2 separate regions of the Homo sapiens genome follow, and region 2 is linked to region 1. A link is a loop called in an ENCODE intact Hi-C map of the cell type or tissue named here. Cell type or tissue: MCF 10A. All regions are shown on one strand. Each heading gives the region's core, and the rest is flanking DNA. Links, peaks and the distances in the headings are about the cores only.

Evidence for each region. A loop is a pair of places that touch in the nucleus more often than their neighbours do. Peaks named below come from ENCODE experiments on the same cell type or tissue, not always from the same donor. Only the 100,000 strongest peaks of a DNase experiment are listed, where the experiment ranks them.
Region 2: it touches region 1 in a loop (5-fold over the local background); 4 of 110 quality-filtered maps call a loop at or near these places.

What each region holds. Positions count from the first base shown.
Region 1 is chr3:42,875,369-42,890,597 of GRCh38, reverse strand. CYP8B1 (cytochrome P450 family 8 subfamily B member 1) reads left to right here and starts at 14,719. Exons shown (of 1, transcript NM_004391.3): 1 at 14,719-15,229. The coding sequence starts at 14,782. It also overlaps the pseudogene HNRNPA1P22. RefSeq lists enhancers at 498-998, 9,327-9,621 and a silencer at 9,239-9,288. In MCF 10A, for the core only: a CTCF peak has its summit at 9,438 (motif pointing right); a DNase peak (open chromatin) is centred at 9,437.
Region 2 is chr3:42,539,070-42,554,298 of GRCh38, reverse strand. SEC22C (SEC22 homolog C, vesicle trafficking protein) reads left to right here. Exons shown (of 7, transcript NM_032970.4): 7 at 851-6,330. The coding sequence ends at 1,051. Among named protein-coding and RNA genes, the nearest start is that of VIPR1-AS1, 14 kb to the right of the region's middle. RefSeq lists enhancers at 13,375-13,874, 13,875-14,376. In MCF 10A, for the core only: a CTCF peak has its summit at 6,684 (motif pointing right); a DNase peak (open chromatin) is centred at 6,668.

The sequences.
Region 1 (15,229 bases), core at 8,098-10,597:
CATTTAGCAATCAATATCATGGGTGCAAAAAATAAAACTACATTAAAACCCTTTGTTGGAATGCTTTACACTTTCCACAGAACAGAAACTAAAATAACCTGTTATGCAATTATTCACAAATACACTCCTCAAGCTTTTTGCCCATACACATGAGCATTTGTCTAAAACATGTCTTCTTTGTAGCAGCTAAGCCCTGCCATCACCATGCTTGGCTGAGTTCACAAATCTGTTGTAACCTGTAGCTTCCATCACTTCTCTGGCTCCTCTGTCTTACTAAGCTTTGTTTCCTAATTAAAATCTTCTGCCACTGACATATCTACTGCTGCTACTGGAACCGCCATAGCCACCTTGGTTTTGTGGTTTGGCAAAGTATTGGCCTCCACCACCATAGGGGCCAGAGCTTCTGCCTCCAAAGTTTCCTCCCTTCATGGGTCCAAAATGTGAAGACTGATTGTTGTAATTGACAAAATCATTGTAGCTTCCACCACCTCCATCATTACCAAATCCATTATAGCCATCCCCCTGCCACCATATCCACCACCACCATGGCTGCCACCAAATCCACCATGACCACTGAAGTTTCCTCCACGACCAAAGTTGTCATTCCCACCAAAACCACCTCCACGACCACCACCAAAGTTTCCAGAACCACTTCGACCTCTTTGGCTGGATGAAGCACGAGCCATCTCTTGCTTTGACAGGGCTTTCCTAGCTTCACAGTTGTGGCCATTCACAGTATGGTATTTCTGAATGACAGTCTTATCCATGGAGTCATGGTTGTCAAAGGTTACAAAGGCAAAGCCCCTTTTCTTGCCACTGCCTTGGTCAGTCATGATTTCAATCACTTCAATTTTCCCATACTGTTCAAAATAATCTCTTAGGTGAAGTTCTTCAGTGTCTTCTTTAAGGACACAAATATTTTTTTCACAGTCAAGTGGGCACCTGGTCTTTGAGAATCTTCTCTTGAGACAGCTCTCTTTGGTTCCACAGTTCTTCCAACCACCTTGCATGGCCTTGCATTCATGGCTGCATCCACCTCCTCCACAGTGGCACATGTCACAAACCCAAAGCCCCTGGAGCGCTTGGTGTTTGGATCTCTCATTACCATGCAGTTTGTGAGCATTCCCTATTGCTCAAAATGGCTCCTCAGGCTCTCATCAGTTGTTTCAAAGCTCTACCCTCCAATGAAGAGCTTCCTCAGCTGTTCGGGCCCTTTAGGAGACTCTGACTTAGACATGATGGCAGGGAGAAAAGAGACTTTAATGATGCTTCTTCGGCAGTGTCCACAGGCAAAGGAACAAGCTGATGAATTTATCTGCCAGCCTCTCTGTTCACTTTTCTTCATCCTTTTTTCTTTCTGTTCCTCCAGTTCAATAATTTCAATCATCCTATCTTTAAGTTTGCAGATTCTTTATTTTACTTGCTCAAATCTGCTTTTAACCACCCCCACCCCCATCCCAGTGTATTTTCCCTTTTTGTTATGATACTTTTCAGCTCCAGAGTTTCCTTTAGGTTTCTCCTTATCATTTCTATCTCTATTGATATTCTGATTCTAATTCGTACATTGTTTTCCTCTTTGTCCATGATTACCTTTAGCTCTTTGAGTATCTTTAACCCATTTCCCATTTGCCGTGAAAATATTCCCCAGTGGCCCTTGCAGTGCAGTGAATACACCACAATAACTCATGGATTACAGTCCTAACCTTACCCCCAAATTCTGCCCACTTATTAAATACTGTCATCATATACATTTCTGTTACATTAGGATTAGAAAAAAGTTCTGTTTGGAAATAACTCCAAGAACAGTTTTTATACTTTATTTTCACATTGAAGATCAGTCTGATTTGCTTCAGCCTCAAAGAGTGTGTTTATGTAAAATTAAATGAGTACTGGCGGCGAGCTGCAATTTTTTTCTAAACGAGAAATGGGTTAAGACAGTCATTCTAAAGTCTTTGTCTATGAAGTCCACTATCTGGGCTTCCTCAAGAACATTTCTTATTGATTTCTTTTATTCCTTTGAATGAGCCATACTTTATTGTTTCTTTGTATGCCTTGTGATTTTTTTTGTAGAAACTGGACATTTGAATTTTACATTGTGATAATTCTGGAAATAATATTATCCCACTTATCCCAGGGTTTGACTTTTAAGAAATATTTTAGAGTGTCTGTGCTAGGGATCATCCTGAGGTGAAAGTTTAAGGTCTTTTCTGAACCTATGTCTTTCCCTGGGTATGCACACATGGCTTCTAAATTCCCCCATACACACAGTTGTTTTTGAATGTAAAAAAAAACAAAACAGGCGGAGAGGTGGCTCATGCCTGTAATCCCAGCACTTTGGGAGGCCGAGGCAGGTGGATCACGAGGTCAGGAGATCGAGACCATCCTGGCTAACACGGTGAAACCCCATCTGTAGTAAAAATACAAAAAATTAGCCTGGCATGGTGGTACATGCCTGTAGTCCCAGCTACTCAGGAGGCTGAGGCAGGAGAATCGCCTGAACCCGGGAGGCGGAGGTTGCAATGAGACGAGGTCACACCACTGCACTCCAGCCTGAGCAACAGAGCGAGACTCCATCAAAAAAAAACAAAACAAAACAAACAAACAAAAAACCCAAAGGTGCAGCTCCTTTTAATGTTTTAATGCCCTAGAGACTGCTTCAGCCAATGGAGGTGAACCAATGGCAGCCAGCCTCTGTAGCTACACCTCATTGATAAGAAGCAGCTATCAGCAATTATAACACAGAGCCCCAATATCTGGAGGACAAAGTCCTAATTTCCCACTCTGGCTTCAGCAAGCCATGTCAGAAACATGTCATGGCTGCCTGCCATGGGACTTATGGGTGGGTATCCAATACAAGCTGAAATCAACCAATATTAGCCACAATTTACCAACCAACCTTTCCTTTGGAAGCTGCAAGTATTCAAATTGATCCCAGAGTTCCAAAATAGTCACTTTAGACAGTTCTGCCAGTACAATGCTCTCTAGGTGATGAGATGGATTTTTGGTGCTTCCTCTTCCACCAACCTCTCTGCTCAGAAGTCCTCAGTAGTTCTCCACCGCCTGTCAAATGAGATCCATGCCTCAGGTGAATTCAAGACACCCCAGAATAGGCACCAAGCCATCTTTCCAACTGTTTGCCAGATCCTACTGCACAACTGTCACAAGGATGATAGCGATCGACAGGAAGGTAACATCACACATGGACAAAGGATACTAATCCAATCTCTTCATGGAAAGTCATGCTTTCCTGGCCCTCAAATTCCCCATGAAGGTGCATGATTGCTAAAGATACTGCTTGATTGCAGTGGAATGCAGTGGAAGTTCAACCAAGTATTTTACAAAGTTCTCCTTGCCTTGGGTTGCAGGGGGTGGGGGGACTTAGACTCTCCAAGCTACTCTAGAAACTATGGCATTAAGATCACATCATTTACACTTGCAAATGCATTGGTCCCCTCGTACCTGCAATTTCACTTTTTGTGGTTTCAGTTACCCACAATCAGCCATGGCCTGAAAATATTAAATGGAAAATTCCAAAAATAATTCATGTTTTAAGTTGCACGCTGTTCTGAGTAGTATTATAAAATTTCACACCACTCTGCTCCATCCCACTGTACACCAAAAGTATCTGAGAAAGGACTTAATCAATTTTGAAGTTTATTTTGCCAAGGTTAAGGACATAACCCAGGAGACAGGTATGTGTCTTTTTCCAAAGATGATGTTGAAGTCTTCAATATTTAAAAGGGAAAAGCAGGCTGCAGGGGAAAGACAGAGGTTATGGTCATTACTGAATCCACATGTAAGAGAAAAGGAGCAGGTAGGGGAATATTTAATTATGTATTCATCTCATGCTAAGTAAATCTGCAGGTTACATAAGATAAGGTGAACATAGAGTAGCTACCTGTGGAGATTTTTTACCTTTTATCTGTAACTATCTGCTTAGGAACAAAAGGAAAGGCAACTTCTTGCATGACTCAGCTTTTAGCTTGACTTTTTCCTTTCAGCATAGTGAATTGGGGTCCCAAGTTGTTATTTTCCTTTCACACCACCCAGGACATGAATTATCCCTTTGTCTAGCATATCCACACTGTATATACTACCTGACCATTAGTCACTTGGTAGCCATGACAGTTATCACATTGACAGATCACAATAAGAAGGGTGAGTACAGTACAATAAAATAGTTTTAGAACGAGACCACATTCACATAGCTTGTATTACAACTTATTGTTATAATTGTTCTCTTTTATTATGAATTATTGTTGTGGATCTCTTACTGTGCCTAATTTATAAGTTAAACTTTATCATAGATATATATGTATATGTACAGAAAAAAATATAGTATATATAGAGTTCAGTACTATTCATGGTTTTAGGCATCCACTGGGGATCTTGGGATGTATCCCCTGCAGACAAGGCAGGACTACTGTAACTACTAACAACTCTAATTTTCTTGAGGGTTTGGTGTGCATGTGGATTGAAGGTTAGTTTCCTGGATAGCATGTTCATTAGAGTTATAGTCTTCAGGCCTGCCTGAGTTGTACCTGCATTGACATATCAGATGAACTGGACTTTCTTCTTCAAGCACATCTCACCACCTCTTTAGATGCCTTTCTCCACAGAGTTGATAGAAATGAGACAGCCAAATGCTGCTCAGGTCATTGTGCACAGGGGGCTTGCCTAACATGCCCACAGCGAAGAATTCTGTCCCTTAACACATGTGCAGTAAGGGAAATAAATCAATGTGGAGTGGCTCAGACTAAGGGCCCACCTGTGCACTGGGAGACTGGGGTGTAGCCACCGGGAATTCACACCTTATGCGGTGGGGAGAAGCCTGGCCTCTTCAGCTGGTGTGTGGTGGCCTGGTATTCAATCTGTGAGGTGGGAGCCTGTTGGCAAGACCCTCTTTTTTTTCTCTGAGCTTCTTATCAATAAATTCCACTCTCCTCACCTTTCAATGTGTCCATGTGCCTAATTTTTCCCAGTCGTGAGACCAGAAACCAGATTTTAGCTGAACTAAGGAGCAAAAAATCCTCATCAGCGTTTGCCTGAAATACCTTACCTTTCCATTCACAACCTGACCCTATATATTCTTATTAGCCCAACTCAAATGGCTTATTTTTATAAACCCCTTTCTGACCCTATTCCCTTTCCCCCAACAAAATGTGACACTGCTCTCAGAATCCATTGGCATTTGGCTCATACTGCTTTAGTATTGTACATTTGATATTACGTGCTTATCCCATTTAATCAGTGAGATCCTTGAAGGATGATTTAAAAATCCAATCAATCTTTGTCTCCCTGAGACTAAGATACTACCTTGCATATGCTTAAGCCTGCAATAAATTATTTGTTGCTATGAACTATGGAACTGTATATGGACAACTTGTTTCTCTAGCTCCAATTTCTCCCATTTTAGGTTTCTCTGACCCACTTAGCAGTAAAGCTGGCACAAACTGGCTGTATTAAATGTTTGGCTCTACCACTTAATAAATGTGTGCCCAAGGGAGAGTTCCTCACACTCTGAGCCCCATTGTTCTCATCTCTAAAATAAGACTGAATGCCTGCAACAGTAATCAGAGATGGAATTGGAGAATTATTCGTCCATTCAACAAACATTTATAGAGTATTTACTATGTGCCAGGCAATGTGCTAGGTCTTGAGGATACAGCAATGGACAAGACATAGTCCTTGATTTTAAAGAGTTTATTGTGGTGCCAGCACACACTGACTCAGGAAAGCTGATTATCACAGGTAGCAACTATCTGGGGCTGGTGGTGCAGGTGGTAAAGGAATTTACCAAGACAGCTGTAGGTAAAGAAAGACAGATTTATTACAGAAAGTATAAAAATATGTTGCAAAGTTGCAACAGGCAGCACAGCAGGAAATGGGCTGTCTACAATGAGGCAGGGGCTGGAGGGAAGTTTTATAAGGTTCTGCTCTTGGGGCCACTTGCGGACAGGACAAGTCATTGTGCCCACAGGTTATTTGTGATTAGCCATCTCTCAGAACAACTGTTCATTGTTCTTCCCCACCTGGGGTTCTCCCCTACCTAAGGTCCCTTCCTCATTGTTGCTTACTTATCAGGACTCCATGCTGACGATGCACATCTCTTTCCAACTCCTCCTTCAGTGACCTTATATGGGTGCCTGAAATTGGCCAGGGGCAATGTATTTACAATATGAAACTGGCCAACTCTACCAATCAAGACTTTTTTTTCTTACAGTGCCAATTTACCAGCACACCACTGAGGAAGATTGACTTTTTCTTTTTATTTTATTTTATTTTATTTTATTTTATTTTATTTTATTTTATTTTATTTTATTTTGAGACAGAGTTTTCCTCTGCCACCCAGGCTAGAATGGAGTGCAGTGGTGCGATCTCAGCTAACTGCAACTTCTGCCTCCCAGGTTCAAGTGATTCTCCTGCCTCAGCCTCCCATGTAGCTGGGATTACAGGATGCGCCACCACACCCGGCTAATTTTTGTATTTTCAGTAGAGACAGGTTTCACCATGTTGGCCAAGCTGGTCTCAAACTCCTCCTGACTTCAGGTGATCAGCCCGCCTCAGCTTCCCAAAGTGCTGAGATTTCAGGTGTGAGCCACTGCGACTGGATGAAAATTGATATAGAGAATAAAGAAAGACACTAGATCATTTCACATAATTATAAATGTTTTGATGAAACTAAAATAGGTTAATGATACAAAGTACTTTAAAAAGAGACTACTTTACATAGAGTAGTCAGGGAGGGCCTTTCTATAAGGTGTAATCTGAGTTGAGGCAGTGAATAATTGAAAGAAACCAAGCGAGGCATACAGCACATCCCTGTAGTCCCACCTACTTGGGAGGCTGAGGCAGGCAGATTGCCTGAGGCCAAGAGTTGGAGGCCAGCCTGGACAACATAGTGAGATCTTATCTCTTAAAAAATGAATAAATAAAATAAACCAGTTGTATTAGTCCATTTTCACAGTGCTGATAAAGACATACCCGAGACTGGGTAATTTATAAAGAAAAAGAGGTTTAATGGACTCACAGTTCCACGTGGCTGGGGAGGCCTCACAATCATGACAGAAGGCGAAAGGCATGTCTTACATGGTGGCAGATGAGAGAATGAGAACCAAGCAAAAGGGGTTTCCCAGTACAAAATCATCAGATCTCATGAGAATTACTCACTACCACGAGAACAGTATGGGGAAACCGCCCCCATGATTCAATTATCTCCCACTGGGTCCCTCCTACAACAGGTGGGAATTATGGGAGCTACAATTCAAGATGAGATTTGGGTGAGGACACAGCCAAACCATATCACCAGTCATGCAAATAGCTAAGGAAAGAACATTTCAGGCAGAAAGAACAAAGACAAAGGACTTGAGGAAGGCCCTGGGACTGGCAATATGGCAGCGGATGAAGAGCTGAAGTTCTGAAGTAAACAGAGTGATTAGACTCTTGGTTGTACCACTTGCTAGTTGTGCAACTCTAGACAAGTTACCAGCCCTTGAAATCTCAATTTTCTCCTCTGTAAAATGAGGGCATTTTTGCTTCATATGGTTGGGTGCATAAAATCACTAACATAGCAAGTCAGAGACCCAAAAAAAGGCCTGCTTGCAAGGTAGGCCCCTGGCTAGTGTCTGGGAACTTCACTTTCAAAGTGCGTCCAGTCAACACTTAACCAATAAGAGTAGTTCGTTATGCCTTGACTATTTGTACAAACATGATTTATAATGAATATCTGCTTTCCTTCTAGGAGTCTGGAATTTTGGTATGTGCTAGGCAGAAGGTGCCTACATGACCAGTCCCCCGATAAAAACCTTGGGCACTGACTAATTTTTGAGCTTCCCTAGTTAGAAACATGGCACATATGTTGCTGCGTTTCCATTGCTAGGAGGAGTAAGCTTTGTGTGATCTCTCCTGGCAGGGAGAAAGAACTCGGAATCCTGCACATAGATTCCTCCAGACTCCACCTATGTCTTTTTCCCTTATGATCTGGTTATGTATCCCATCAGATGGACAGGCAGAGAATTCTGGCTCTTCCTCAGGCAGAGGCTGGCTTGCCCGTGGGAATTCAGCCCACGTGGCTGCCCTCCCCACCCTCCCAAGGGGCTAGGGACCAGCAATCCAGTTGTAATCAATCTTAGTCATGATTACAACTGTATTCTGAGTCCTGTGAGTTCTTCTACGGAATCTCTGAACCGGGTTGATATAAGGGTTAGATGGCAAAATACGTGAATTTCGTGTAATATTAGCTCAAGGTAAGTTCTCAAAATAAGAATGGTGATGGTGTTGGTGGCGATGGAAATGATCAGCATAGAGCCATCCCCTGGCTAGAAGCTCAATGCCAATCATTCCAATTCCCACCCTATCCCTCCACCCTCTCACACTATATGCCCTCGTTATCTCTTGGCAAATTAGTGAATGTACAACCCAATACCTTTATAATAGCATCTCACTGCTGGCGAGTACGTCAAATTCAGTACCTCTTATTTTGACACATCAGAATAAAGGTCCAGAAGGGTAAAACAAAATGTTCTGGGTCATGCCATAAATTGGTGGAAAAGTTGGGACAAGAACCCAGGTTTGCCTTTTATGTCCTACACTGGTTCTACGACAACCTGGTATATGTGATTCAGGCTAGCAGTAAGCATAGTGACCCTTGAGTCAGGCTGTCAAGAACCCAGGCTGCCATGGAGGGGGTTCCTTCCCCTCCAGGAAAAACAGAAGGAACCTGGAAAGCTAGAAAGAAACAAAAAGGAGCCATACATAAGCCCTAAGTGAAACGATTATTACCTGCTCTAAAGGCAGGGTGAAATAATTTCTCCCCTGTATTTCCATTTCAATGGTACTACTTACTGCTGGGGGCGAGGCAGTGAGCAAGAGGTGGCACATACTGGGGGAGCAGTCAATATCATCCAGAATTAGAAAAAGGGGCAAACAAGACTCAGGGAAGAGCTAGTGCATCCGGACTAGAGAACCCACAGCGGAGAACCCCAGTAAAGGAACCACAGCAGATAAATAGAATCCTCAGGTCAGTGCCCAGTTGCTCAAAATTCTGGGCCATATATAGAATGAGAAGTCATGACATCAGACAGGAACATGGAACTACTAGGGCCCAGTGTAAAAAACTCAATCCACTGTCCTGCCCACCATGGAATGTGCAAATGAGGTTAGCAATAAAGGAGCTAACCCCCAAAACCCCCCAGGACAACCAAAATGATGCTCTTGCCGGGCTTATGCCGTGAAAACTGCCAGGGGCGTGGGCCGAGGGGTAGTGGTGGGTTCAGCGCGCGAGTCGGAAACAGCTGCGGTGGGGAAGGAAGAAAGCAGCGCCATCAGCACGTCCTCCCGTTGGCCCGGAACCACGCCCTTACTGGGGGCTCAGCCGCCGAACTGACACTCACCGCTCCTGAGCACAAAGAAGGTGCGAAGTGCCGCAGAGCGACCGCCAGAGGTCAGCAACACACTGCCTACTCCCCGCCGCGCCTCCCGGAGACTCCCTCGCTGAGGCTTCGGGGGCCGGAAGTGCACCCGCCCCTTTCCCGAGCGCCCGCGGGCCCTCTGGCTGTCCCGGAGGCCGCCTCCGTGTGTCTTTGGTCCTACCTGGCCCCCTAGCCCACCATCGTAACCCCGCCCCGGCCCCTGACAGTTCCCGGACCGAAGGGGCGAGGAGGGGACGTGCCGCCCGCTCCCGGTGTTGGCTTGAGTTGCTGGTCCCCAGCCCCTCGGGAGGGAGAGGAGGGCAGTCCCGTGGGCTGACTTCCCAGGGGCAAGCCAGTCTCCTCCCGAGGAAGAGCCCGTATTCCCTGCCTGTCCATCCGGCAGCCCTGCGTGGCCCCCGTGGGCTGGCCCCGGACACAAGCGTGGCTGGGCCGGCTGGCGTGAGAGGGGTTCAGTGCCACCGATGTGTCAAAGTCCTAACCCGCACAGAGCCTGCCGGTTCTGCACCCTGTGGAGATTCTTCCCCCTTCTCCGAGTGCCCTGGGCTCATTGGCCCCAGGGTGGATATGCTCTCGGTACCTTGGGACCACCCTGCTGCATCCCCTGACCAGCACCCCTCTTCGGCCGCTAGCACCTCCACCACACACAACACACATTGACTGGGTCTTGTGGTCCTCCAGGCCTCCGCTGAATCAGTGTGGCCCAATCAGTGTGGCCTTCCTGACTGCCACCTCCCTTCATGCTCTGCTCTTCTTTGCAGCATTTGTCACAATTACAGCCATACCGCGAAGATATTGCGGGTTGGGTTTCAAACCTCCATAGTAAAATGAGTCGCACGAATTTTGTTTCCGGGGAATATAAAAATTATGTTTAGACTATACACCATTAAGTGTGCAAAAGCATTATATCTAAAATACATATATATACCTTAATTTTTAAAAAAAACTTTATTGCTAAAAAATGCTAATGATCATCTGAGCCTTCAGTGATTCCTGTCTTCACCCTGGACTGATCAGGGTGGTGGTTGCTGAGGGCTGGGGTGGCTGTGACAATTTCTTAAAATAAGACAACAATCAAGGTTGCCGCACCAGTTGACTCTTCCTTTTAGGAAAGATTTCTCTGTAGCATGGAATGCTGTTTGATAGCATTTTACCCACAATAGAACTTTTTTTCAAAATTGGAGTCAATGCTCTCAAACTCTACTGCTGCTTTACTAACTTTATGTAATATTCTAAATTCTTTATTGTCATTTCAACAGTGTTCCCAGCATCCTCGCCAGGATTAGTTTCCATCTCAAGAAACCACTTTCTTAGCTCATCCGTAAGAAGTTACTCCTCATCCATTCAAGTTCAATCAGGCGATTGCAGCAATTCAGTCACATCCTCTGGCACTACTTCTAATTCTAATTCTCTATTTCCACCCATCTGCAGCGACTTCCTCCACTGAAGCCTTGAACCCCTCAAAGTCATTCATGAGGGTTGGAATCAACTTCTTTCAAACTCTTGTTCATGTTGATATGTTAACCTCCTCCCATGAATCACAATTGTTCTTAGTGGCTCTAAAATGGTGAGTTCTTTCCATAAGGTTTTCAATTTACTTTGCCCAGATCCATTAGAGGAATCGCCATCTACAGCAGCTATAGCCTTACGAAATGTATTTCTGAATACTAAGACTGAAAAGTTGAAATTACTCCTTGATCCATGGGTTGCAGAATGGATGTTGTGTTAGCAGGCATGAAAACAACATTCATCTCTTCGAACATCTTCCTCAGAGATCTCAGGTGCATTGTTAATGAGTAGTAATACATTGAAAAGAATCTTTTTTGTGAGCAGTAAGTCTCAGCAGTGGGCCTAAGTAAACCATGCTGCAAACAGATGAGCTGCCATCCAGGCTTTGTTTTGTTTGTTTTGAGACAGGGTCTCACTCTGTCGTCCAGGCTGAAGTACAGTGACATGATCTTGGCTCACTGCAGCCTCAACCTCCCAGGCTCAGGTGATCCTCCCACCTCAGCCTCCCAAGTAGCTGGGACCACAGGCATGCACCACCATACCTGGCTAATTTTTGTAGAGACAGGGTTTCACCATGTTACCCAGGCTGGGCTCCAAGCTCTGGGCTCAAGCAATCCACTTGCCTTAGCCTTCAAAATTGCTGGGATTGCAGGCGCGAGCCACCACACCTAGCCTTGCTACTTATAGAGTACAGGCAGAGTAGATTTAGCATAATTCTGAAGGGCCCTAGGATTTTCAGAATGGTCGTGAGCTTTGGCTTCAACTGAAAGTCACCAGCTACCTTAGCTCCTAAAAAGAGAGTCATCCTACCCTTAGAGGCTTTGAAGCAGGGCATTGACTTTGCTCTAGGAAAGTCCTTAGATGGTCTCTTCTTCCAATATAAGGCCGTTTCATCTACATTAAAAATCTGTTGCTTAGTGTAGCCATCTTCATCAATTATCTTAGCTACATCTTTTAGATAACTTGCTGCAACTTCTTCATCAACACTTGCTGCTTCACGTTGCACTTCTATGTTATAGAGATGGCTTCTTTCCTTAAACCTAATGAACCAACCTATGCTACCTTCAAACTTTTCTCCAACTGCTTCCTCATCACTTTCAGCCTTCATAGAATTGAAGAGAGTTAAAACATTGCTCTGGATTAGGCTTTGGCTAAGGGAATGTTGTAGCTGGTTTGATCTATGCAGGCCACTAAAACTTTCTTCATATCAGCAATAAAGCTGTTTTTCTTATTATTCATGTATTCACTAGAGTAGCACTTCTAATTTCCTTCAAGAAATTTTTTCTTTTGCATTTACAACTTGGATAACTGTGTAGTGCAACAAACCTAGATTGCAGCCTATCTTGGCCTTCCTCACTAAGCTTAATCATTTCTGGCTTGTGATTTAAAGTGAAATTTAAAGTGATTTAAAGCGCAGCTCTTCCTTACACTTGAACACTTAGATGCCATTGTAGGGTTATTAATTGGCCTAATTTCAAAATAGCTGTGTCTTGGGAAACAGGAAAGCCCAAGGAGAGATAGAAAGAGGGGAGAACAGCTGGTCAGTGGAACAGTCAGAATACACACAACATTTACCAATTAAGTTTGCATCATATATGGGCCCAGTTCATGGTGCCCCAAAACAATTACAGTACTAACATATCACAGATCGCCATAACAGCTGTAATGATAATAATGAAAAAATTTGAAATATTGTGAGAATTACAAAATGTGACACAGAGACACAAAGTTAGCACACACTGTTGGAAAAATGGTGCCAATAGTTTTCCTCAATGCAGGGTTGCCACAAACCTTCAATTTGTAAAAAACATAGTATCTGTGAAGTGCAATAAAGCAAAGCACATTAAATGAGAAATATGTGTATAATTACTTTGGGCAGTGATTTAATATCTTTCTCCCTCCATTAGACCATAAACTGCAAGAGAGCAGGGACTGTGTCTATCTCATTCATGATTATAATCCCAGATCGTAGCAACATTTCTGCCAGTAAGTGCCCAATAAATATCTAGTGAATGGATAGATGGGGCTTCTCCAAGGAAGGAGGGAATGAATAGATGAGTGTGGGTTAATGAATGAGGTAAGAATGAATGTGAAATAATGGTTCATCCATTAAAAACTAGGGGACACGGTTCAGTTCATTGGATTTGGCCCAGTTTCAGACCGAATTCTAAGGTTGAGGAGAGTTGATGATGCCAAGTACTGTGGTGGTCCTGAACAATTAAAGAGGGATTCTGGGAAGCAGAGTGTGGACAGTTCCAACTCCCTGCCAAGGGGAAGCTCATAGGCAAAGGAAGCTCACTCCAGAGGGGATATGGAAGTTCCATACCCTCTTTTGTCTGAAGAGCCGAAGTCCCTGTTCTCAGGTCGTTAGGAAGTTAAAAAGTAATTTGGAGGTTATCAGAACTGATTGAATTGAGTTTGAACCTCACCTATAGCAACAATGGGCCAGGCTGCTTGACTAATGCCTTGGCGTCAATGGTACAGTTTTCTCCCTCTTGAGCTGCTGGCAGGGACCTGGGCTGACATGTCTCAGAAGGCCCTTAGTCAATGATTAGCTTATCTCAAGGCCCCAAGCCAGGGCAGCTGTCAAAGAGGGTCCCCACTGCGTTCTGCACCTAGATCCTCATTGTGAAATGAAGTATGAAGTGATTGAGTGAGGTCTCTATTGTCTCTGACATTTTACAATTCCAGGATTCTGCCTTCTTGTCAGAGAAGTGTATAGGCAAGCAGTTGGGCAGGTGAGAGGGCTCCGGGTGAGAGGCTCAGAGACTGAGGGCTCAGCCTCTGCTTGAAGAGTCATCATCTGGGAGGCTCTGTGGCCTCCTCAGATGAGTTCATTCACACTCATACCCCAAGATGGAGTCAACACCCCCTCCACCATCTCAGCCTTCTCAGCATCTAAAGCCCCAGCATCAATGCCTCTTTTTTTGGGTTAGGGGTCAGAGCTGTTGTGGAAGGGCATACAGTCATTCTTCACTTGCCTTTGACTGTGTACTCTGTGCACATGGAGGTAGGAGCAGACATGACTTCAACAAGGTCATGCCCCCTTGGCAAGCATCTTTGAGACCAGAGAGGAAGACAGACTAGGGAAAGAATGAGGAGATAAGCACGGGCTGCTGTGAGGTCCAGGGGAGCAGGCAAAGGTAAGAGAAAAGGCTTTAGGATACTAACTAACATATATGGAGCACTAGCATGAGCCAGGCACTATTCTAAGTGCTTTTCAGGTGTTATCTCTTTTTGCCTCACAACAGCACCTACAAGGCACTGTAATTATCCCTACTTCACAGATGAGGGAGTGGAGCCACAGTGAGGTTAACTTACTTGACCAAGGGGGCCAAGTAGGAATGGAGGCATTTGTTGAGTCTTCTAAAGATGAGGAAAGAGTGGAAGTGAGATTTTGTAAGTGCTTGATTCATTTCTACCAACTGAACTGGCAAATAAATAAAAGCATGAGTAAATGGGGGTATAAATAGTCTGTCAGCTATGGGGGTGGGAGTGGGCTCAAGGCAGGCTTAGAGAGAAGGTGCAAGAGCTGTCTGAAAAGGTCAGAGCAAAGCATGAAGCTGGTGAGCAGCTGTGACCATAGCTGGAAGCTTCTCTCTGAGCTTTCTCCTGGTTACCTCCTCCTCCCCTACGTGACCAGTCAGCCAAGTGTTAAGTCCAGGGGAACATTTTGCTGCTTCCAAGTACTGTCTCACTAGTGTTATTTGCCATAACTTGCGGCCACAGGGCAAGGTCCAGGTGCTCAGACCTTTACATCCTGGACTTTCCAAGGCCTCCCAAAGCTCTCTGGCACCCAGGGAACAGTGTGCGTGTCGAGAGCTTAATCCGCAGGAGCATAGCCATGGTTCTCTGGGGTCCAGTGCTGGGAGCTCTGCTGGTGGTCATTGCTGGATACCTGTGCCTGCCAGGGATGCTCCGACAACGCAGGCCATGGGAGCCCCCTCTGGACAAGGGTACCGTGCCCTGGCTTGGCCATGCCATGGCTTTCCGGAAGAATATGTTTGAATTTCTGAAGCGCATGAGGACCAAGCATGGGGATGTGTTCACAGTGCAGCTAGGGGGCCAGTACTTCACCTTCGTCATGGACCCCCTCTCCTTTGGCTCCATCCTCAAGGACACACAGAGAAAACTAGACTTTGGGCAATATGCAAAAAAACTGGTGCTGAAGGTATTTGGATACCGTTCAGTGCAAGGGGACCATGAGATGATACACTCAGCCAGCACCAAGCATCTGAGGGGGGATGGCTTGAAGGATCTTAATGAGACCATGCTGGACAGCCTGTCCTTTG
Region 2 (15,229 bases), core at 5,550-8,049, 330 kb after region 1:
ATTTTTTAGAAAACAAGTCTCCAAGACCTTGGACATAGCCAGTGGCAGTTTCCTAGAGCTATGTTTTAGGACTGCAGGGATTGTACAGTTCCACCTCATTCCTTCAACTGTGTTCCTGGTTGGATAGCTCACTCCCTCCCTCTGTAGATTGAACCTTTGTCAGATTGATCCATGTTCAGTGATGTCCTTTTTTTAAAAAAAAAAAACAAAGCATTGAACCAAAATGCCGTTTCCACCTTTTGCAGAACAAGAATGGCCCCTTTTATGTGTGATAGTCATACACAAAATACCAGTCACTCTCCCTGCTGTGAGACCTTTCCCTGACTCAGAGATGCTTTGGAAGACATGATAAGGAGGGTGCCCAAGGGAAGAGTGGTGCTCAATGTAGTCGTGGCTCAGGAGAAACCAAAATAGTAAAAGCATGGCTTTCTCTCACCAGCTTGCTTGCCTGTCCTGGCTCCCTGAAGAAAAACTTCACTGGGGGGCCAGTCAGTCACGTTAGGGTCCCCTGTCTGCAGCCTGGCTGTCTGCAGCTTATGTGCAGCTCTTCTTTCTCTACTGCCAACAGCCTGGTCATTTCTGTCTATTTCTTTAACTTCTTTCAGATGTGCCATGCACTGATTCTTCCTGTGACATCTATTTCACTTTCCTTTAATCTTCCAAATCCTCACTTTCGTCCAATAATTAGCAGCCTAACCAGTGGGTCCACGCTTTACTGTAATGAATTCAGTTTAATCAGCTAATGTGAGAGAAATGACACTCTTCATGGAAGCTGTGGGAGGTGAATTTTGCATATGATCTAGTGGCCATTTTATCTCTGATTGGAATTCCTCTTCTGGTCTCATTTCAGTGTTATTTGTACCTGTTCTACAGTCCAGCCAGGACTATGAAGGTGGTGCTTATGCTGCTCTTTATTTGCCTGGGCAACATGTACCTGCACGGGCTGAGGAACCTCTGGCAAATCCTTTTCCACATAGGAGTGGCTTTTCTGTCTTCATATCAGATACTAACAAGGCAGCTTCAGGAGAAGCAGTCTGACTGTGGAGTATGAGGATGACACTGTGATGAATGGATTCTTTGATTTTCTTTTGAGGATCAATCTATGTTTCTCTTTCTGCTTCTCTACTTTACACTCCAGTTTCCATCCTTTTCAGCCAACTGGACTGAAAAACCAGGAATTGGGGATGTTAAACAGTTGCAGTGGAAGTCATGAGGTTGCTTGATACCCAGCCTTGGTTCTGTGCCAAGCATTACTGCAGGATCTCCAGCCAGTTCAGCACGTTTACCTAGGACAGCTGGATCTGGGGGCTCATCCAGAAAGAGCTTTATTGGAAGAGAGAAAGGAAATATTTTGGTCTTTTAAGTTGAATGATACAGTAAACCACTTGATTCAATAACACTGGTTTTAGTCATTGAGAGTTGTCTCCAAGGAACCACTTTAAAATCCAAATCAGCTTTCAGTCTAAACATAACTTGATTAGTTTTTTTTTTCAGAGGGTCAGTACAGGATGAATTAAAAACCTAAAAATATGGTTCATAAATGTAAGCTAGATAAATTTTGTTTACATTTTTTCAATATCTTAGGTTCGATATACCTTTGGAATATTTAATTATATTTTGGATATAAATTGGACTTCATTTAGGGTGAGGGCAAACTTAAGCTGAGAAAATGGTTAAGAAATCTGAGTTTATTTAATTTATATGTAACCTTTTATAGTGGTGGGACTGTTTGGGTACAGAGATGTTTTATATTTATTTGCAGGGTATATCCGAATATTTTAAAAATTAATTGAATAACCAGTACTTCTAGATGATAAGTTTGTCAGCATGAGCAGAAATGAGAATTTCAGGATTACTTACAATTGACCACAACCTGGAGTAGGTGAATGAACATGGATTCAGTGGCACTTTACAGATCCGCTTGGGAGGGGCTGCTGTCATCAGCCTTTTCAGTAGAGCTGAGTGCCTGTTGTTTTAATGATGATGACTACTGTACCCTGTGTACCTGTTCCCAGAGCGCCTCCAAAATTAATTACTCCTCTGCACCTTTCCCAGTCATCTTAATTAGCTTGAGGGCCTCATTTTTTATGAACAAGAGTTAAGTATCTGTTAACTTTTTAAAGCTTGATAGAGATATAATTAACACATACTCTGGAAAGTTACTCTCTTTCACTGTCAAAAAATTGATTGATCACAGTTTTCCAAAATATGGTTCTGGATAAGATCCCTTAGGTTTCCCGAAATTTCAGCCTGGCTTGTTTTGTACCACGCAGGAGGTCATTTTGGGAGTTTGCTCTTTGGATTGTTCTTGGTAGAAGTCTGGAATCTGAATAGTTCAACCACAGTTGCATGGAACACTTTGAGTGTTCAACTGCATTATGTGGTCTTGATAAATTTTTAAAAATCCTATTTTGATAGTTTTTAAAAGTGGAAAACCATTACAAGAGTTGAGTGGATAGGGAATGTAAGAATGTAGTTTTAGAAAAATTCAATTATATTTGGTTATCACTGGTATTGTATTGTTATTGAGCTACCTTGTTATCATTTTAAGAAAAATAAGTTTATATACTGGGAACTATGTTGGGAAAATGTTGCCATAGTAACTTTATTTTTTATAATAGAATTTTCTATTTTTGACCAAACATAAAATATTTGGATATGGGCCAGGCATGATGGCTCATGCCTGTATTCCCAGCACTTTGGAAGGCCAAAGCAGGAGACTCGGTTGAGGCCAGTAGTTTGAGACCAGCCTGGACAACATAGTAAGATTCATCTCTACAAAAAAAAAAATTAGCCGGATGTGATGGCACATGCCTGTAATCCCAGCACTTTGGGAGTCTGAGGCAGGAGGATCCCTTGAGTCCAGGAGTTTGAGGCTTCCATGAGCTATAATCACACCACTGCACCCCAGCCTGCATGACAGAGTGAAACCCTGTCTCTAAAAAGTCTGAATATGAAAATTATATTGGCAGCATACTCAGACATAAACTCCAAAGTTGTCTCTACACTGATTTCACATCTGCATAATTTTCTGCATACCCAGCAGGTGAATTTTCAGTTTTTCTGGGAGACAATTTTGAAGAGATGGTGAAATAGAATGGGAAGTTAAGGAGGGGAGGTAAAATGTTTTAAATGAGAAGAACAAAAAAGCTTTAAAAGTCAATAACACTTTGGGAAGCTGAGGTGGGCAGATCACGAGGTCAAGAGATCGAGACCATCCTGGCTAACATGGTGAAACCCCATCTCTACTAAAAATACAAAAATTAGCTGGGCACGGTGGCTTGTGCCTGTAGCCCCAGCTACTCAGGAGGCTGAGGCAGGAGAATCTCTTGAACCCGGGAGGTGGAGGTTGCAGTGAGCCGAGATCGAGCCACTGCACTCCAGCCTGGTGACAAAGCAAGACTCCGTCTCAAAAAAAAAAAAAAAAAAAGTCGGTAAGAACGGCTTAAAAATGGACTGTTTTCTTTTCCTATGTGGCATTGGGTTGCCATGTAGACCTGTACCCCAGGTGCTTTGGGCATCTGAGCCTATGATCCATATTCAGCAGGCAGTAAAGAAACGGTCCTTGAAGATGAGTCCTTCCTGGTAATGCTTCCTGACCACCGAGGCACTACCAGAGATGTTATCCACACCAGGTCGAATGTGTGGATATCAGTTAACATCTACATGGGGTGAGATTGACTTTTGCAAACAAAAGGGAAAAGATGCACTAGAAAAACAGTACAAGTAATGACCACAAAAACATTGTTTGACTGAAATCCAGCTAGCTAAAAGAATCCTCAGCTCACTGAAGGAAGAGACTGAAAATAGGAAAGAAGTTCTGGTGATTTCATCCGAGGGAAATCCCCAGGCTTAGGTTTGACTTGGTTCAGGGTTGGAGGTTTATAGCCTCTTGTGTGATCCTTGATACCAGCAAACTGGTTCCAAATCCCAGGAGTTATCCTCACTCCACCATGGACTCACTGTTGTTGTAGCACTTTTGTTTTCCCAGTAGTTAAATGCTACCTGTGCAGCTGACATCACTGGACTAGATCTGGGAATAGATGAAATAATGTTGAAAACAAAACTTTAGAGGTGCCTTCTGGTATCAGATGCTGCAAGGCCTTGAGCATCAGAGTGTGTTAAGTCCCATCTACTGTATCAAGGCCAGAGTGTGGCTCCATGCTCTTAGGAAGGGTTTCCCAACCACGGGGCCAGAGCCCAAAAGGTTTCCCCTTCCCTAATATGCTAATGAACGAAACATGTAAATCTGTTTTCCCCTGTTAGGCTAGTCTTACTGTGATGAGAAGTGTACCTGGCTTTCCTTTTCCTGGGTGGAGACAGCTGGGGCATATTCGGGTGGCATTCCCTCTCAGTACCAGAGGCCCCACTGCCTGCAGCTGGAGGCATGTGACCATAAGCTCCTGCTTTTGCTTTTTGGGCTTGCATCCCTCTTTTCTGTGAACTCTGGAGAATGCTGGAATTAAAACATTTAAGCATTTTGATTAAATGAGCTTGAGCTCCTCTGTTCTTTTCTAGGTGCTCTTGTTCTCCAACTCTCCTGCCTCTTTCTACCTCTGCCCTATACATTCCAGCTCTGGAGACAGAGTCTGAAACTGGAGTCTCTGGAGGGATGAGAAAACCATCTTTAATTGTAACAAATGGGGTGGGTAGACGAGCTTCAGAGTGGGAGCAGATTGCATTGAGGTTCAACTCTCCCACCCATGCCTGGGAGTCAAGTCTTGGAGAGGAGTAACACTTGGTGGTCAGCACAGCTCAGAGTCAGAGACAATAGCCAGCAGGCCAGCAAGGCTGGCTGTGTGAGGCACAGGAAGCAGGGCATAGGTAGGGAGCAGAGCTGGGGGTTCTCTCTCTGCTGGAAGATAGCAGCTGCCCCTTGGCATATGGGGGTTGCACACTGCACCTTGTAGCCAGGGCTGCTATTTGCTGTTCTGTGAAGGAGTTGGCCACTCATTGTGACATGCAGGACAGTGGCCTTCTGAGAACCTGCTGCTTGCTTGCATAGTGCAGCACAAGTGAGGACAGGCAGGGGTGGGAGCATTTATGGTGATCAGATGTGCCTGGCAAGCCCCTGTTCAGACATTGCTCACATTCCAAATGTTTTCGTGTAGAATATTGCACAGGTCTGGGGACGCTCTACCTGTGCCCTGTGAGTGTTAATAATGGTGGAGAAAGAGTGTAGCTGTGCCCTTGAGAGAGAAGGTGAGGGAAAGAGTGCACCAGTCAGCTGACCGTCAGCTGGCTAGGCTCTTCACTGAGTCCTATGTCGCAGTGCACAAATCACTGCCCATCAGGCCTCAGTTTCCTCATCTGGTAAATGGTGATAACATCAATCTGCCCCCCCGCCAGGGTGCTGTTATGAGGGTCAAAAGTGGTAGTGGAGGGTAATACTGGGTGAGTCCATTGTGTGTGGGAGGAGAAAGGCTTTACATTCACCTGGTACATGAAGGTTTTTCTGCTTCAGGCAGCACAGCACAGCCATTTCTTCTGGCCTTTACAAAAAGGCATTTTGTTATACTACAGTGTAAACCTCATTTTTTTCACTCCAAAAGGTAGCAGCCCCTCTTCTTCCCACCCTGGACCTGCCTTTCACTCCCTGGGCACAGAGCGCATGGTACCATTGATGTTTGGTTTATTCCAGGATCCAAGGAGCTGGTTCTGCTGGTTGGACCAAACCTCGTGAGCCAGCCACCCCTGACCCAAATGAGGAGAGCTCTGATTCTCCCATCCGGGAGCAGTGATGTCAAACTTCTGCTGCTGGGGAAATCTCATCAGCAGGGAGCCTGTGGAAAAGGGCATGTCAGTGAAATCTGGGAATGGCTGGATTCGGAAACATCTGCCCATGTGTATTGATGGCAGAGCTGTTGCCCACAAGCGCCTTTTATTTAGGGTAAAATTAACAAATCCATTCTATTCCTCTGACCCATGCTTAGTACATATGACCTTTAACCCTTACATTTATATGATTCTGGGGTTGCTTCAGAAGTGTTATTTCATGAATCATTCATATGATTTGATCCCCCAGGATTCTATTTTGTTTAATGGGCTTTTCTACTAAAAGCATAAAATACTGAGGCTGATTTAGTCAGGGCAAAACCATTTACTTTACATATTCGTTTTCAATACTTGCTGTTCATGTTACACAAGCTTCTTACGGTTTTCTTGTAACAATAAATATTTTGAGTAAATAATGGGTACATTTTAACAAACTCAGTAGTACAACCTAAACTTGTATAAAAGTGTGTAAAAATGTATAGCCATTTATATCCTATGTATAAATTAAATGAGGTGGCTTCAGAAATGGCAGAATAAATCTAAAGTGTTTATTAACATGTGTCTTTGCACTTATGTGAAAAATTCCGAGTTATGGATCCTTTGCTAGACAGTGTGATGTGGGCCTGACATAATGGGAGGGGGTTGTTGAAAGAAGTGAAAGTCAGGTCATCTTGTCCAGTGAGGCCTAGACAGGCGCAAGGGCTCAAATAGTCTTTAGTACTAACCCCCAACCAAAATAGCAGTCACAACAATGCCCTGGGGGCTGGGAGGCCTCCCCAGTTTGCAGGCTCTGCCCCTGCCCTGCTATGTGCAGCAGGCACTTTCCGTGCTCCGCGTTTTGGGCTCTTGTCTACTGTGAAGGTGAAGTTTCATCTCCCAGGACCAGCCTGACCACAGAATGGCCACCAGGGGGCGCAGCTGCCGGCCACCTCCTCAGGTTTCCAGCCAAGGGAAGGTGGCCTTTAGCAAAGGCTGTTCCTATAGCAGCTAATAAAATTCCCAGAAAGAAAGCAAATGCACTATCCTCTCCTGACCATCCTCTAAACACATTGGGGAATTCACTCTCCAAGAGTCTCTGCACCATCTGTCCTGAATCAGAATCTTTTGGAGGAAGGCAGTGACTTCCAAAATAAACATCTGAGTTATTGGGTGCTGGGATTTGGTAGTTGATAGTTTTCAGACACCATCTGCTTTAACCACTTTTTTGCTCAGGTTGAGAAGCTGAGGCTTGTTCTAGGGAGCCAGTGACAGTAAAGTTTGGAGCTCTGTTTCCCCTGAGGAGGAAACAAGTGGCTGTCCCCCACTTGGCAATACCCACAAAGAATAAAAGATGTTCCTTCTATGCCAGGAGGGCTGGATGAGAAGTTCTGGCTGGTGAGTTGCCTTCTTTTTTCTTGGGGCCTACCCCTTGAAGGGGCCCAGGTAGCAGAAGTGCTACCTGACAGCTGCCAAGCATCTTTGGGCAGTGCTAGTGGAGGAGAGGCTCTAAGGAGCCCACCTGGCTCTGCTGAGTCAGCACCAAGACATTGCTGGGATCAAATGTGGTCGGCAAATTCTGTGGAATACATTGAAGAACTTGAAGATTATCTTTGTGGCTTGTGGTGGAAAAGGACTTCTTAAGTCAAATGTGGACGGCAAAATCTGTGGAATATGTTGCAGAACTTGAAGATTATCTTTGTGGCTTGTGGCGGAAAAGGACTGCCTTAAGGCAAAATGATTGATGAATTTGACTATATACAAATAAGGATTTCATGGGCAAAGTTAAAAGAATGGGAGGAGATATTTATGATGCCAGAAACCACTAAGGGATTAATAACAGAAGAAATTCCTGTAAATCAGCAAGTAAGAGCAACCCCACTAGAAAATGTGCAGACAATTAACAGAAGAGAAAACGTAAAAAGCTAATAAGCATATGAAGAGATTTTAAATCATTAATACACATTCAAACAACAATAAGACCACCTCACACCTATGAGTTTGGCAAATCTTGCAAAGCTCTATGGCACTAAGTGCAAGAGGGAGTGTGGAGATGCAGGACTTCGTGCGAGGTGGCAGTGAGTAGAGAGGCACGGCCAATCTGCAGAGCCATGCCACTGTTAAGAGCTGAATTCTGTTCCCCCAAAATTCACATGTTGAAGTCCCAACCCATGAGAAAATAAATGTCTGCTTAAACCACCCAGACTGTGCTACTTTGTTAGGGCAGCCTAAACAAACTAATACAGCCTACTTACCCAAGTTAAGAGTGCACACCTTGTGAAGTGGAAATTTGACTTCTGGTTATTTGTCCCAGGAAAATTCTTATACAGATCCTCAAGGGGACATGTTCATTGAAGACTTACTGGTGTTGGTGGAAAGCAATCTGTGTATCCATCATGGAAAGAAAGTGTGCAGGCTCACCACGGAGCACCACGATGCAGGCAGATGTACCAGATTTAGATGTAACATCACATGGATGAATCCTCAAAACTTAGAGCTGAGTGAAAAACCACCGTTATATGATAAGAAATATATGCATACAAGACCATAAAATATTTTGTGAGGATATATGCGAAAAGATACATGTTAAATACACTTGAATGGCTGCTTACAAGGGACCAGGAGCTTGGGAGTTAGGTATAGGGATAATAAGGAATTGTTTTAAAAAGAGGGTTGCTTGTGTCAGCAGTCAGTTATGAGAGCTCTGGGAGAATGGGGTGGGCCTGCATTTCCCCTGGGAGATCTTGTCCTGGCCTTGCCCAGCCCTGCAGTTGACATGACAAGGTTAAGAAGGCTGGCCTTTGGGGCTCTAAAGCCCCATATGCTGCCAGAGTGTTTAAGCCTGCACAGGGCTGCAGTGGTGGGGGAAGGGGCGGGGAAACAAGCCTGGGGTTATATTGGTCAGGGAAGGCTCTGGAAGCCATGGGGGGCTTGGGTGGGGAAGAGCATAGAGGAGAGACTCCAGAGGGGAAAGTGGGCAGGGGGAGCTGGTTCTGACCCCCAAGCCACTAGGGACTCTCCTTCCCATATTCGAGCCGTCTGACCAGCAGTTTCCTGGTCAAGACTTTCCCATATGAGGCACTCAGCTAAAGGGCTCTCATGAGGACAAGGAACACAGCTGCAGGGGGACAGAGGTGCCCTCAAGGCAATTTCTTCCTCCTAACCCAGAAATATCCTGTTCTGGCCACAGAGCCCAGAGTGTGGGCCTGGGGAAGTGAAGCCAGAGGCGGGTCGGGGTGGGAGGAATAAAGGTGACCAGGACCTTTATTCCCCCAGCCCTGGGGGTTATTCCAGGCGCTTTTCCTGAGGCCCCAGGGATCAGAGCAAGGGCCGGGGCAAGGAACACAGGGCCAGCATTAGAATGAACTTTCTCACAGAGCTGTCCAGCAGGGGCTGGAGAGGCAGTGAGCTCTCCACTGTGAGGTGTGCGGGCAGAAATGAGATGTGTCTAATGGAACCTTGGAACATGCTGTCCCCATCTCACAGACATCGTCTCATACAGAATGCTGGCGTCCGAGGGGACATTTGCCTATCTCCCGGAGTGCCTCCTGTTGTGTCCATCCCACAGGGCGAGTCAGACGCCAGTTGCAGGAAACAGCCTGTGCCAGCTCTCGTTTGAAGAGTAAATATTAGTCTTTTCAAGAGCTGCTTGTTCTGTGTCACTTGGCACCGAGGACATTGAGCTGGAGGCAGCCGGGGGGGACACTCCACATCCAGATGGAGTCTGTGGGCCTGGGTCACTGCTGCAATGAGGGACCCAAGAAACAAGCCTCACCATATCCAGCCAGACATCCTCTCCTTACTGCTTGGTCAGCCCCTGAGCCCCTGCCTAGGGGAGTTCAGACCCTGCTGAGGCCCCAGGCCACCTGGTTCTCCTTAGCTACTGTCCAGGCTGCTTCTGCAGAGGCAGGGAACTGGATGTTTTGACCTGGACTGCAAGATCTCTGAGCCCCAGCTCTGATGCATATGGTTTAAATTCCTCTGATCATCAGGGAGGGGGAATGACCTGCTCTTGCCCCACTGTCATTCCCTCTGGCCACCCCAACTAACAGAGCACCCCCCTCACTCTAACCCTCATCCTGCCTTCTTTTTCTGTAACTTTTCTCTTTTACTATCTGTCTCCACCATTAGAGGGTCAGTTCCATGAGGGCAAGGGCTCTGCCATGTTCACCACTGCATCCTCAGTGTCTAGAACTGTGCACACAGTAATTATTTGCTGAATGAAAATATGATGGTAATACTTTGAAAACATTAAACAGATACCGTTCTCATTACCTGGCCCCTGAGATTATATCCCTCTGAAGCCCTCCACCATTATGACCTGGGGAAATGTGGAGGAGGGGTATGTCATCTCTGCAAGGAGAAAGTGAGGATAGAAGGAAGGGAGGAAAGCCCACCTGGTCTCATTACCTAGGAAATATTGAAGGGACACATTGAAACCTGAAAACAGAGGGTGTGTGTGTCCCACTCTGTGTTAGGAAGTCAGTCCTCCCAGCAACCTGTGCCCCTTAAGTGGCCCTTCTAGATAAAATGGTGGATCTATAAATTTAACGCCAAGTAGATCTGAGTGAACACCACCAAGCTACCCTCAGCTCCCAGAGGCCTGGAAGGGACTCAGAAGTTCCTGCATGCTCCCTGGGGCATGAGAAAGGTGGCGGAGTTGGAACTGGTGGGTCTGTCATGGTGTTGCCATGGTGAATGGTGAAGTGAGTGCCACAGAGGCCATGGCGGGGGGAAGCTCACACCCAAGGCTGGGTGATGGCATGGCTGGGTGATGGCATGGCTGAGCCTGGAGCGGTGTGAGGGGCCAGAGTGAGCCTCAGTGGGGCCAAGTCAGCTGGGTAGACCCTGGGGCTGCAGCCAAGAGAGCAGCTATGAGTACCCCAGCCAAAGACCTTGGCAGCAGGACCAGTGAGTGTCCATGCAGACCTTAGTGCACGAGGACCTTTGTGTGGGGCTCCTCTTCTCAGCCCCAGGAGGCCACCTGTGTTGGGTCCTCTGCCTCATTCCCTATTGGCCAACCTTAGCCAGCTTCCTGGTGGGGGATCCTGACAGCTCCTCACCCTATCTCTACCACATAGCTGGCCCTTTCTGCCCCGGAGTTCCTCTGACTATGTGATGGGATGCCTGCAGGAACCTGCTTCTTGTTCATGCCTGTCAAGCCTGGAAGAGTGAGGGGGCTAACGTGGGCAAACCTTGAGCAACAGAGGCTGGGAGCCAGTGGTTAATGCTTTCCTTCTCTGTCCCTCAGGAGGACGATTTTGGGCGTGTTCTGCCAGCCCTGCAGAGGGTCCCAGTGAATTGAGTCCTGTTGCCCCAGTAGTGGCCAGTGCAATAACTCACCTTTATCGTGAGACAGGGTCTTGGTCTGTCACCAGACTGGAGTGCGGTGGCATAATCATGGCTCCCTACAGCCTCAGCTTCCTGGGCTCAAGTGTTCCTCTCACTTCAGCCTCCCAAGTAGCTAGGACTACAGGCGTGCACCACCACACCCGTCTATTTTTTTATTTTTTAATTTTTTTGCAGAGATAGGGTCTCACCATGTTGCCCGGGCTGATGACTCACCTTTATATTGGCTTTCCTCACTTCCCCGTTTCACTCTTCTGTTTCCTGGTCACAGGCCCTTGTCTCAGGCTCTGTTTTCTGGGACTTGGGCTACAATGCCACCTGAGCCGCTGTGCTAGAAATTATCTATTGGCATTCAGCCTCTTCTCTAGCCCCTTCCATGTTCCCCTGCTTTGTTGGGGTTGGAAGGCTCAAGGCTTCCTTTCCGGAATTCTCTCACTGCTAGGAATTTGATGCAACTTAGGCTCTACCAGAGGGAAGCACCACCAAGACAGTTGGGAAGCAGAGAAAAGTAAAGGCTGTGTTTCCTGCAGCGTGGTGGCTGATGGGTGGGATATGGCAGACCTGAGTTTTCTGCAGCAGCAGGACACTATGTTCCTTCTGCTTTCTTGTCACTAGCTTTAATGGATGTGCAACCGAGATATTGGCAGTAATGTTCGGCAAGGTGGCAGCTGCAATGGTGTGACCATGGATAGAGGTGCACCCAAACTTCCAGCCCTCCAAGCCTTCCTATATTTAATTCCCTACACTCAATCTCTTTCTGTACAAAACACCCGGAACGTTTTCTGTCTCTTACACTGAAGCATGACTGATTTGGATCTCTCCCCTCCCCCATATACTGCACCACTAGGCTCAGGTGGAGGAATATGAAAGATCACACATTTATCCCAAGAAATGTCCAAAAAGAGACTGAGAGTCAGACTCTGTTGGTTACCTACTCAGCAGCCATCCCCATTTCTTTCTCAGTAGATCAACTTCCCTTATAGAACCCTCACCAATCTTTGCAGCTGTGGTTTGGGTATGTGACCTAATCCTGGCCTGAAGAGAGTGTGCGAAAGGTGGGTCCTGGGATAGATGACTGTCCCTGATAAAAGGAGACATATAGAGGAAATTCTCCTCCCTGCCAGTGGATGGGGTTCTGTGGGAACATGATGCTTGGGCAGCAACAGTCATTGTGCAGTCATGAGGGGGTAAGTCTGAGGATGAAAGTCCACATACTGAGATGGCAGAGTGGACAGACAGAAAATACCTACATCTGCGGTGATATTGCTGAGCCACTGAATTTGCCCTGGAGCTGCCTCCTTCTAGTAGACATCACCCTGACAGGATCTTTTCCTTCTGAGACACGTAAAGACCAGTCTGGAGCTCTCCAGAGTTTCTTCCATGCTAATATCCTGGGACACGGGGATGCTGGGATCCCGGGAGCTGGGCTGGGATTAGAGTGAGGCAAGCAAGATACTTGCTTCAGGTGCAAAATTGAAAGGGGTGGCAAAAAAACCTCAGTGATCAAGATAATATTTTAATCTAATATTTTTAAAATATCAAAATTAACGCAAAACATATATAATCAGCAAAATATCAAGATTTTAAACAAAGAATCAGTGTCACTGATTAGGCCTGCTCTTCATGTGTTTCCACAGAGGGCATCCCTAATGGTCTCACCTATGATGATCTGTGTAATGGAAGAGGCAGGGCTCTGAAGTTTGGAGAACTGGGTTCAAGGCTAGGCTCTATCAGTGACTTTCCTGGTGATCTCGTGCATGTCCTTTCCCTTCTCTGGCCTTTGGTTACCCCGTCTGTCCTGTATAGAGGCTGGGGCATTGCCAGGGTGGCCTTCTGACCTGTCTTCCTTATCCCCATAGCCTACTGGGGTTACTGTCCCTCTTCCTAGGAGGCTGTGTCTCCAGGGTCACTGGCTCCTGCCTATTAATATCTTGGCCATCCCTGGCCTGATTGGGGTGTTTAATGACTGCCAGCTGTGGCTCCGGCCCCCTCCCCTGGGAGAGATAAGAGCAGTTCCTGTTCCCACATTGGGAGAGGCTGGGTCATTGTTCATTAAAATAGGCCCTGGGTGAGTGGTGAGAATGGAGGGGCTGATTCTGACTCTTCACCCCACTCCTGCCAGCACAGCAGATGGGGTTGCCTGGGGATATACACTCCCCACACACCCCTCCCCAAGGGGGCTGCCCTCTGTCCCCACCTGCCACCTGAGCTCTGTCACTTTGGGTCCTGATTCCAATTGCCTTAGAGCTTCTCCTCAGATGTCCTGCAGACATTACATTCAGCATGTCCTAAACCAGGTCATCATTTCCCCAGCCCTCCTCCTCCCCACCTGGATGGGGGACTGGCAGCTTTTCCCAGCCTGCCCCTTGGGCCCTTCTCAGTAGCCAGAGTGGCCCGCCCCAAACCCACCATCATCCCCTCGGCCTCACTTAGGAAGCCTCCACTGTGCTCCTGCTGCAAAGGACCCCTGATGCCCGCCCTCTAGGATTCAGTTATCCCTGGCACCCATCATGTTCTCTTGGGACCCAGAGACCCCTACCTAGCCCTCAGAGACCACTTCGATGTTCCCTCACCTGAGACACCGTCCCCTATCCATACTGCTGGCAAACTGGCCACCCTCCTTGGGCAGCCCATGCCCTGGAGTGGCAGGAATCGCCCAGATGGTGACCTCTGCCATGGAGGGGATGGTGGCTCTCTGCACAGGGATGGTGGGGTGCTCCTTGTCCTTGTCTTCCCAGGAGGTACCCACATGAGTCAACTGGGCTTTGCCCTCAGGGACTGGGCTTAGGGCTCAGTCAGTGGCTAGGGTCCAGCCTGTGGCCAGTCAGAGGCTGGGCTCTATCGGGGGTTACAGCTGGGTCTGAGGCAGGGTTTGTGTGCAGCAGAGGTCAGTGGCCTGGGTCTAAGGGCCAGGCCCCGGGTCGCCTTAATTTCAGACTAAAGCCTGATAACCAGTCCTGCGGCCTCACTGCCTCACCGCCTCCTCCCTCTTGTATCTCACTCTGCATGGTGCTCAGGAGAGAGGCCCACCCTCTGGATCACTTGGCCTCCTAGGAATGGGCCTCCACCCAGGTGTTTGGGCACTAAGGTCAATCTTAGTGAAGTCCTTGAAGCATCCACCAGGGGGCGATAGAGATGAGTTGGCCTGGCCGGACAGGTACCTGGCAAGGGACCTGGGAGTGGGCGGGGCAGGGGGAGAAGGAGGGGACCAGGAAAAGTCCTGCTTGTGGCCAACCCCATTATTCCACGGCTGTTTCCGGCCTGGGAGACTGTTTCAGCTTCTCGCCATCCTTAAGTGCCCATCACTAAGCTTTGCCCTTCCCAGTAACCTCTCTGAGCAGGGCCCCACCTATGTCCTCCCTTTTGTTGCCCACATCTTGGATCTCTGCTTCATTCACTCTCCACCCTCTTGGCTGACAACTGGTCCCCTACCCAGGCTGTCTGCCTTACCCCAAAGCCATGACACACGAATACGGGGGGATATCAGGGACTGTGGTGGGTGGGGCAGATACAGTGTGGTGTGGGGGCCCCTCCCAGCCTTCACACAGCCCAGGCAGTCTATAGGGTCCTAACCTGGAAGGCAAGGTGCTGCCCTTTCCTCTGCATTTCTGTCCCCCTCTCCCTTCTCCTTTCTTCTACTGGCCTGAGTTAATCTCTCAAGGAGTCCTGCCAGATCTCTGACCTTGTTCTCTGCACAGCCTCCATCCTCTGTGTATGCCTTAGCCCCCAACTTCTTGGGGCTCCTCCCACCAGCTGCTGTCCTTCCCCTGAGCCCAGGGGGGCAGAGTGGGTGGCAGAAGGCTCTGGGCAGCCCCTCGTCATTAATCATCTGTGCCTTAGCCAGGGACTAAGCAAAGTCATCTAGAACACTCCCTATTGTGCAGGTGGATGGAGAGATTCATAATCAGGAGGAGACCTGCCCATGATCTCTGAGAAAGTCTGAAGCAGAATTGGGATTAAATGACAAGGGCTGGGTCTTCTGGACCTTACTGAGAAGTATGGGGTGGACAGGGTCTCTGGAAGCAGTTCAGAGTGGCACCAAGTAGGGAGTGGGAGGAGGGAAACCAGAGAGAGAGAGGGAGAGAGAGAGAGAGAGAGAGTGGCATGCCCCAATTGGATGAGGGGAACA